Linked DNA regions of Homo sapiens: region 2 is linked to region 1. Evidence: read pairs that join two places in POLR2A ChIA-PET (ENCODE). Cell type or tissue: OCI-LY7. All regions are shown on one strand. Links, peaks and the distances in the headings refer to the core of each region. The heading gives the core; the rest is flanking DNA.

The links. ChIA-PET counts read pairs that join two places held together with the same protein. Peaks named below come from ENCODE experiments on the same cell type or tissue, not always from the same donor. Only the 100,000 strongest peaks of a DNase experiment are listed, where the experiment ranks them.
Region 2: POLR2A ChIA-PET joins it to region 1 with 6 read pairs; 5 of 35 experiments call an interaction of 5 or more read pairs at or near these places.

What each region holds. Positions count from the first base shown.
Region 1 is chr2:224,466,464-224,470,863 of GRCh38, forward strand. CUL3 (cullin 3) reads right to left here. Exons shown (of 16, transcript NM_003590.5): 16 at 3,687-4,400. Among named protein-coding and RNA genes, the nearest start is that of FAM124B, 67 kb to the left of the region's middle. In OCI-LY7, for the core only: no CTCF peak of the experiment used is centred there; no DNase peak of the experiment used is centred there.
Region 2 is chr2:224,593,679-224,598,078 of GRCh38, forward strand. No RefSeq gene overlaps it. Among named protein-coding and RNA genes, the nearest start is that of CUL3, 11 kb to the left of the region's middle. In OCI-LY7, for the core only: no CTCF peak of the experiment used is centred there; a DNase peak (open chromatin) is centred at 1,813; H3K27ac peaks cover 735 bases.

The DNA of each region.
Region 1 (4,400 bases), core at 401-4,400:
GTGACAGCATGCCACCAGCTGCTCCTTTGGGAATTTAAGCTTCAATCTTCTAAGAGAGGTTGTAGAAGGGAAAGTCTCCCACAGTAGTGACAAAGCCATGCATCACTCAGTACTGCCACTGGATGTATTGTTAAGTCCTATGGAAAAGGAAATTTATATGGAGAAGTAAACATTAATAGGCTGTGTATCCACATGCAGGCCGAAGGAGCAATTACTGTGGCCAGGGTCATGAGAACAGCAATAATTAGTGAGTCTCCAAAGGGAAGGTGCATCTTTAGGGGCCAAAGTACAGGCTGGAAAGGGGCCCTTCCTGCTTAACCAATCTCGAGAATTGGAGTTTGATTTTGCCAAAGAGTTCATAGGTTTTCTTACATATTTAAGACCTTAATCTGTGTACTAATTTGATGAAATTAGTTTTATGAGTCTCATTTTGTTTACAAGACATAAAAGTTTTACAAACATGTATTTCTCTTAATTTGTGGCTCAAGAGAATATGGATCATTCTATGAAAGCTCATTAGTGAGAAATAATCCAAAAGTTATGTTTGGGGCCCAGCATGGTGGCTCACACCTCTAATCCCAGCACTCTGGGAAGCTGAGGCGGGTTGATCACCTGAGGTCAGGAGTTCCAGACCAGCCTGGCCAACATGGTGAAACCCTGTCTCTACTAAAAATACAAAAATGGGCTGGGTGTGGTGGCTGCACGCCTGTAATCATAGCTACTTGGGAGTCTGAGGCAGGAGAATCGCTTGAACCTGGGAGGCAGAGGTTACAGTGAGACAAGATCATGCCACTGCACTCCAGCCTGAGCAACAGAGCAAGACTTTGTCTCGAAAAAAAAAACCCAAAAGTTACATTTGAGTATTAGGGAGTTGGGAGTACCATGGTTCTTAAGGGAGTCACCTCCTGTCAGATTAAATTGACAATCATCAAAGACTAAATCTCAGTAGAAACACTGCATCATCTAGGTTGCAATAAAAATAGCCAAGATTACGGTTTATACTTATGTTTATGATCTTACAAAGTTGGTGGTACAAACATCTCAATTTTTGTCACCCAGATCTCACTAAATTGCTTCACAACCAATGGTTGCTATGGGGAAAAAAAAATCCAAATCTGTTCAGTAGGCACTCGCTTTTTTCTTAGACTTAGAATCACTCTTTTAGTGTTGCTATCTAAACTCTTAGAAATGGGATAGAGGTCACTGAGCTTTGAACACTTGGTTTCTAAATTCAACTTCTCCCAGTGGGAATACCTAATTAAAATGGTAAGATCACAGGTTGCCCTTTGCCTAGGAAGACACTATTACCAATTCTCCCTCTTCCTCCCCCTACCCATTAGGATCCACTGAGAGTTGGTTAGCTGTGATTAATACTGTCATCTGTGACCATGAGTAAGTAGCTTGAAATTAACTGGTCCACTTTGTAATCAAACCTCATTTGATCAACATGTTGTCTTAACCAGATGAGGCATTGTAACTGCAGATAAATTATGTTAAAGAAAACCCCACAACTTGCAAATCACATCAACATTCTCATCTGATCAGTGAAATTGGAAGTTTATGTTTTATTGTACCATGTACAATCAAAAGCAATGGTTCTCAAACTTAGCTGCCCACAAGAATCACCTCAGGCTTATTAAATAATAATCTCCACGAGGGACATTACTTTTTTGTTTCTTTGTAAAGCTTTTCTAGGAAAATCTGGTGTGAAGCTAGATTGAAAAACACCAAAGCACTTGCCACGCTTCTTTTGGAATTGCTTTTAAAAATCTATAGCACTCTTGTATAGCCTTAATGATTACAAACTTTCATTTCTATGAAAATGGCTTACATTTTTTTTTTTTTTTTTTGAGTTTCACTCTTGTTGCCCAGGCTGGAGTGCAATGGAGCGATCTCGGCTCACAACCCCCGCCTCCCGGGTTCAAGTGATTCTCCTGCCTCAGCCTCCTGAGTAGCTGAGATTACAGGCATGTGCCACTACGCCCGACTAATTTTGTATTTTTAGTACAGACGGAGTTTCTCCATGTTGGTCAGGCTGGTCTCAAACTCCCGACCTCAGGTGATCCGCCCACCTCGGCCTCCCAAAGTGCTGGGATTACAGGTGTGAGCTACCGGGCCTGGTGGCTTGCATTAATTTTTAATTAGCTCAAGGGAAGACTGGAGAATATGGATGCCTTATTACAAACTTGGATAATACTAATTTTGGTAAAAAAAAAAAAAAAAAAAAAGGACTCTTAGGAGTATTGCATGAGTCTGTAGGCAAGCTTAAGAGGAGAATCTTTAAAATGCGATGAACACAGTATGCATACAGACTTTCTTGCCCTGAGGGGTACCCTCCTCAGCACCCTCTCCCCCATCAGATGTAGATGTTGAAATAGGTTTGTGACCGTCTATTTTATAGTCACACACATACACTGGTTGCCTATTGCTAGAGTTGCACTGGAACAAATGCAAATTCTGTCCTTTTCCTCACTTGATTTCACACTCTTGAGGTAAGCTTCCTCAGTCTCTTTCAGTCTACAATTCCATTCCATTAGAAAAATTTTTTAATACAGAAGATAGTATTACATAGAAAGTAAAAAGGTTCATTCTGTAGGTATTAATATCTGACATCAGTTGTATAAACTTATGAGAAAGAAAATACTTTATACCATATACCAACATGCATAGCTGATATTGCCTATTTTTTGTGAAGGATCTATAAAGTTTTACAAGATCAAGTTCTCCAAAAACATTTTCTAATAAAACAATGCAAACTTTCACCAAAATATGTGCCAAGAAAATCTACCTTCAGATTCAAATTCAATTTTCAAGGTTCTGTGCAGTCTGCCAAAACAGCCAGTAATTGGGGACACACGCTTTTAAAAGCACAGGTTTTGGAATTAAGAGACTTGGGTCCAAATTCCTGCACCCCATTAACTATTAGTGGGATTTCGTAAAAATTTTTATGTCACTAAGCCTGAGTTTTTTCACAGGCTCTCCATAGGACCAAATGATCTAATACCGGTCAAGTTCTTATCACAGAGATGCTATGCAAGAGGGCTTAGAAGTCAGCATTTAACACAACATGCCGACTGGGAACAGTAGCTCATGCCTGTTATCCTAGCGCTTTGGCAGGGCGAGGCAGGAGGATTGCTTGAGCCTAGCGGTTTGATGACAGCCTAGGCAACACAGCAAGACCCTGTCTCTACTTACAACAACAACAACAAAAAAAAAAAAAAAAAAAAAAAAGCTTGCATGGTGGTGTGCACTTGTGCTCCCAGCTACTTGAGAGGCTGAGGTGGGAGGATCGCTTGAGGCCAGGAGATTGAGGTTGAGGGTGTAGTGAGCCGCAATTATGCCAGTGTACTCCAGCCTGGATGACAGAGCAAGATGCTGTACACACACATACACACACACACACACACACCCATCTGCAACCACGTAAGAGCTGGTCTGTATTTTCCACTTTTTACCTAAAGTCAAGTATCAAATAACTTCTACTTATAAAAATATCCTTATACTGTCATAGCCCCAATAGTGCAGTACAAATTTTAATGTGAAGTTCAATTCTTTTAAAGATTTTCTTTCAAGACACTGAGTGATCATTTAGCACATTCATCTGAAGATTTACTGAGTGCCTACATCCACTACATACCAGACATCGTGCTGAGGCATTTATTCAAGAATCACAACTGCAGAAAGAATTCTGAGACTGAGAATTTTAATTTTCCCACATTGCAATAAATCTTGTATGCAATAAAGTTTATTAGTTGAACTGTCCTGTTATTAAAATCTTGAAATTTGACAATTTCATTGTTACTAAAAAATACACGTTTACTTTGAGCTGCTCATGTATAATTTTAAAGCTATTTTTGCATGGCTCACTCGAGGTCAACTTAGACCCTAAAACTGAGCATCAAATTACTTAAATGACACGCTTACAAATTTGCCATTTCTAAAATTAAATGCACGGGTTTCAAGACATCCTAGTTGTTTTTCTCCTGAGAGCTGGCGTAATGGCCAATCTCTGTATCATTACCTGTTAAATTTATCTGCCATTCTTAACGTCTCTTCTTCCTTCTGGCTAATTTGACATAGGAAAGGCACACAAAGGAAAACATTTTGTAAAACTGTAGATTTGAATTTAAGGTACATGCCTATCTGTGGTACCCACTTAAGTATGTAAAACTTTCTCTAAGATTGTAGGAGACAAAGCGCCTATTTTCTTTTCAATGGACACATTCCAGAATAGCAGCAATCACCTTCCCTGTTTTCCTTCCTACCAAAAGTTGGTATCAGCAAATAATGTAAAGCTAACAAAAATGTGCAAAATTCCATATTGCAATGCTTCATGTATTAACTTTAGTTTGTCACATTACTATTCATGTGAATGAGGTACAAAATAAATGAAAATTTTT
Region 2 (4,400 bases), core at 109-4,108, 130 kb after region 1:
CTTATACTATGTTCTTTCTAAAACATAAGCATCATAAACTTTGGATTTGTTAACTACATACATGTGGTCCAATTCATCATCATTTGTTCGCCTGCATTCCTTTCCCCACTGAGATGACACATTTATCATGTCCAAAAGGGCAACAATGCTGGACCTTACCTCACTCATTACAAAAACAGAAAAGTTAAGGGACTCATGTTAATCATAACTACATGGCAAATTAAATCACCCTTAATAATTTGATCAAAACTATGATACTATATTTTCCAAAGTCCTTTTTTTTTTTTTATTTGAAATGGAGTCTCACTCTGTCTCCCGATGCAGTGGTGCAATCACAGCTCACTGCAGCTTTGAACTCCTGGGCTCAAGCAATCCTTCCACCTCAGCCTCCAGAGTAGCTGGGACCACAGGTACATGCCACCACGCCTGGCTTTTTTTATTTTTTGTATAAATGAGGTCTTGCTTGTTGCCCAGGCTGGTCTCAAACTCCTAGGCTCAAACTACCCTCCCACCTAGGCCTCCCAAAGTGCTAGGATTACAGGCTGAAGTACTTTTTATGTCTATTGATAAGAAGGCAGTTCTTCCCATAATTATGTCCAGGCATCTAGAGGTAATTGGAATGGTCCATGTGGCTGTAGTTTGATCAACTCATTCATCATTGGTTTTTGATGAATTTTCATGGCTACTTCCAATGTTACGCTAACCAGTGCTACATGCTAATGAGTGACGGTGGGAGGGATAGGGAAGGATTACAAATTAGTTGAATACAAGCAATATTGCTTTTTTTTTTTTAATTTATTTTTATTTTTTGAGACAGTCTCACTCTATTGCCCAGGCTGGAGTGCAGTGGCGTGATCTCGGCTCACTGCAACCTCTGCCTCTGTGGTTCAAGTGATTCTCCTGCCTCAGCCTCCCAAGTAAACTGGGATTACAGGCGCCCGCCACCGTGCCTGGCTAATTTTTGTATTTTTAGTAGAGACAAGGTTTCACCAGGCTAGTCTCGAACTCCTGACCTCAGGTGATCTGCCCGCCTCGACCTCCCAAAGTGCTGGGATTACAGGCATGAAATATTGCTTTTTAAAACAAGTCAGCAGACTCTCCTCCATATCAACAACTAATACCTTTGAACCCACAGAATATTAGTAATTATAATTATTTACTCAAAGCAGTAGAGTAGATGAGTAATTGGAGAAATATATGACATTAGATGACTGCTAACAATTAAGTTTGCCCATGAAAATTATAGTGCATCTGCTATGGTTTGGATATGGTTTTTTCGTTTCCATCAAAACTCATGTTGAAATTTGATCCCCAATGTGGCAGTGTTGGAGGTGGAGCCTCGTAGGAGGTGTTTGAATCATGGGGGGCGGATCCCCATGAATGACTTGGTGCCATTCTTGCTGTAGTGAGTTCTCTCTCTCACAAGACTGGACTGCTCCAGGAATAGATTCCCTGGCTAAGTGCAGTGGCTCATGCCTGTAATCCCAGCAATTTGGGAGACCAAGGCAGGCGGATCTCTTGAGCTCAGGAGTTTGAGACCAGCCTGGGCAACATGGCGAATACCCGCCTTTGCTAAAAATACACGCACACACACAATTACCTGGGTATGGTGATATGTGCTTGTAGTCTGAGCTACTTGAGAGTCTGAGGTGGGAGAATCACCTGAGTCTGAGAAGTCAAGCTGCAGTGAGCCATGATCCTGCCACTGCACTCCGGCTTGGGTGACAGAGTGAGACGCTGTCTCAAAAAAAAAAAAAAATTCCTCTGAAAGGAGGTTTTATAAAGTGAGGTTCCTCCTCCTCTTTGATCTCTTTGCACACATGTTCACTTCCCCTTTGACCCTCATCATGTTTTGACCTAGCTCATGGCCAAGCAGATGCTAGCACCATGCTTCTTGTACTTTCCAGCCTGCAGAACTGTGAGCTAAATAAACCTTGTTTCTTTATAAATTGCCCACTCTCAGGTATTCTGTTATAGCAACAAAACAGACAGCATCTGAATCAGCTAAATTGCTTTCCACTGCAAGTAACAGAAAACCTAACTCCAATTGGCGTAATCAAATATATTATGTCATATAGCACGAAGTCCAGAGGCAGGATGGATTCCAGGCATGCTACATCGCAGGGCTCCAGCCCAACGTTGTGATAGTTTTCTTGGCCCTGGGCTCCTACTTGACTGGTGGCAAGGTGGCTACAGTCATTATAGGTATCACAGATACAACAAAGTCCAGACCAGAGGAAGAAGAGAGACTGTCTCCTTCTTATGGATCTGTACTATGGGTAGGAAACTGTTCCCAGAGGCAGGAGACTCTCTCTCATGGCTCATTAGCCAAGACTAGGTTACATTCCTGTTTTAATCCATTCAGTGCCAAGGGGGATGGGCATAGTTAATACTAGTCATAGAGGTGGAATAGATCTTGGGAGTCAACCACTACCACTTATTAGTACAGAGCCTGTTTGTTTATCTCTTTCTGAAGAGATTTACATGGAGATTAATGAGTTTGAAGGGAAATGTCCAGGAGGTGTGAGTGTGTGTGTGTGTATAATAGTGTATGGCTAATGAAGGTGCATGATCTCAGGCCTCAAACTGCACTGAAGAATAGTTCTCATCCACAACAGTTCTCAGATGATGAGAGCAAAGAAAAGTACATCATAGGCAGGGCCCTACGGAAAGGTGAGGCTTGTTCCAAAAGTTACCGTGGGTGTGCACATTTTCACAGACACCTGCACTCTCCTGTCAGGGGTTCTGGGCTGCTCTTTCAGAAGCTCTTAGAGAAGCCTTATTCACTGTTACCTGCTTTTATGTGATCTATAAACTAGCCACAGGCAAATGAGAACAAGGTGGTTGCCCACACAGTGCAACTTGGGGAGGAAGAGGCCCTTTACCCTCCAAAACTCTCTCCTCCAAAAATAAAGCAAACCAAATGCACAAAATCACAGAAACCAAATTAGCTTCATGCTCAGGTAGACTCAATAGATAACTATGGGACCAGCCTGGGCTACATGGTGAAGCCTCATCTCTACCAAAGAAAAAGAAATTGTTATTTTTTTTTTAGATGGTGTCTTGCTCTGTTGCCCAGGCTGTAGTGCAGTGGTGCCATCTTGGCTCACTACAACCTCCACCTCCCAGGTTCAAGCCATTCTCTCGCCTCAGCCTCCCAAGTAGAGTCAGGGTATTTTTAGTAGAGACGGGGTTTTACCATGTTGGCCAGGCTGGTCTCGAACTCCTGACCTCGGGTGATCCTCCGGCCTCGGCCTCCCAAAGTGCTTGGATTACAGGTGTGAGCCACTGCACCCAGCCTACAAAAAAAATTTTTTTTTCAAGTTAGCCAGATGTGGTGGTGTGTGCTTATAGTCCCAGCTACTCAGGAAGCTGAGGTGGGAGGATCACCTGAGCCCAGGAGGTCGAGGCTGCAGTGAGCTATGATAGCACCACTGCACATCAGCCTGGACGATAGAGTGAAACCCTATCTCAAGAAAAGAAAAAGAAACTGCTTTATCATTTTGCCAAAATTTCTAGTAAGGCAGACACATCTATATAAAACACATGAGAAAATAATGTGAGAGAGAGATTCAAGTATGTGTCCTACTTGAGCCAATATATGGGGAAGAAACCATAAATATAAGACTCTCAGGAGAGGGGCCCATTTGGCCCTCTGGGCGCTCCTCTTCTTGTAGTCTGGCTCCTGAGAAGGACGCTGGGATTTGGTTCTTCATTTCCTGCTTGTTGATAAGAAACTGGCACCTTACATTACAAATTAATCAAGACATTGCCAAAGAATAAAGTGTGATCTTGGGTTCATTTTGGACCCTCCTAAGAAGGGTGAGGGGGTATGTGAGAATTTGGTATTGGGATGTTTAGTGCAGAAATGTTTATACTTGACTGATGCAAAAATGTTTTATCAGTCATTGTGGAACCCCTCAAGCGCTTGACCCTGTCTTTACTATTTGGTAGCAAAAGTGCATGTGTCTCCCTAAGATGTGAACAGCTGGCATAACAAGGAAACTTCCCTTTGGGAATAGAAGTTAGTATTTTACGTCAGATCTATTCATAATTTATTGCTTCTTTTGGGGGGATCATTTACTAACCTCCTTTTTTTTTTTTTTTTTTTTGAGACGGAGTTGCGCTCTGTCACCCAGGCTGGAGTGCAGTGGTGCATTCTCGGCTCACTGCAACCTCTGCCTCCCGGGTTCAAGTGATTCTCCTGCCTCAGCCTCCCAAGTAGCTGGGATTACAGGTGTGTGCCACCACACCTGGCTAATTTTTTGTATTTTTTAGTAGAGACAGGGTTTCACTGTGTTAGCCAAGATGGTCTCGATCTCCTGACCTCATGATCTGCCTGCCTAGGCCTCCCAAAGTGCTGGGATTACAGGCATGAACCATCACGCTTGGCCTTTTTC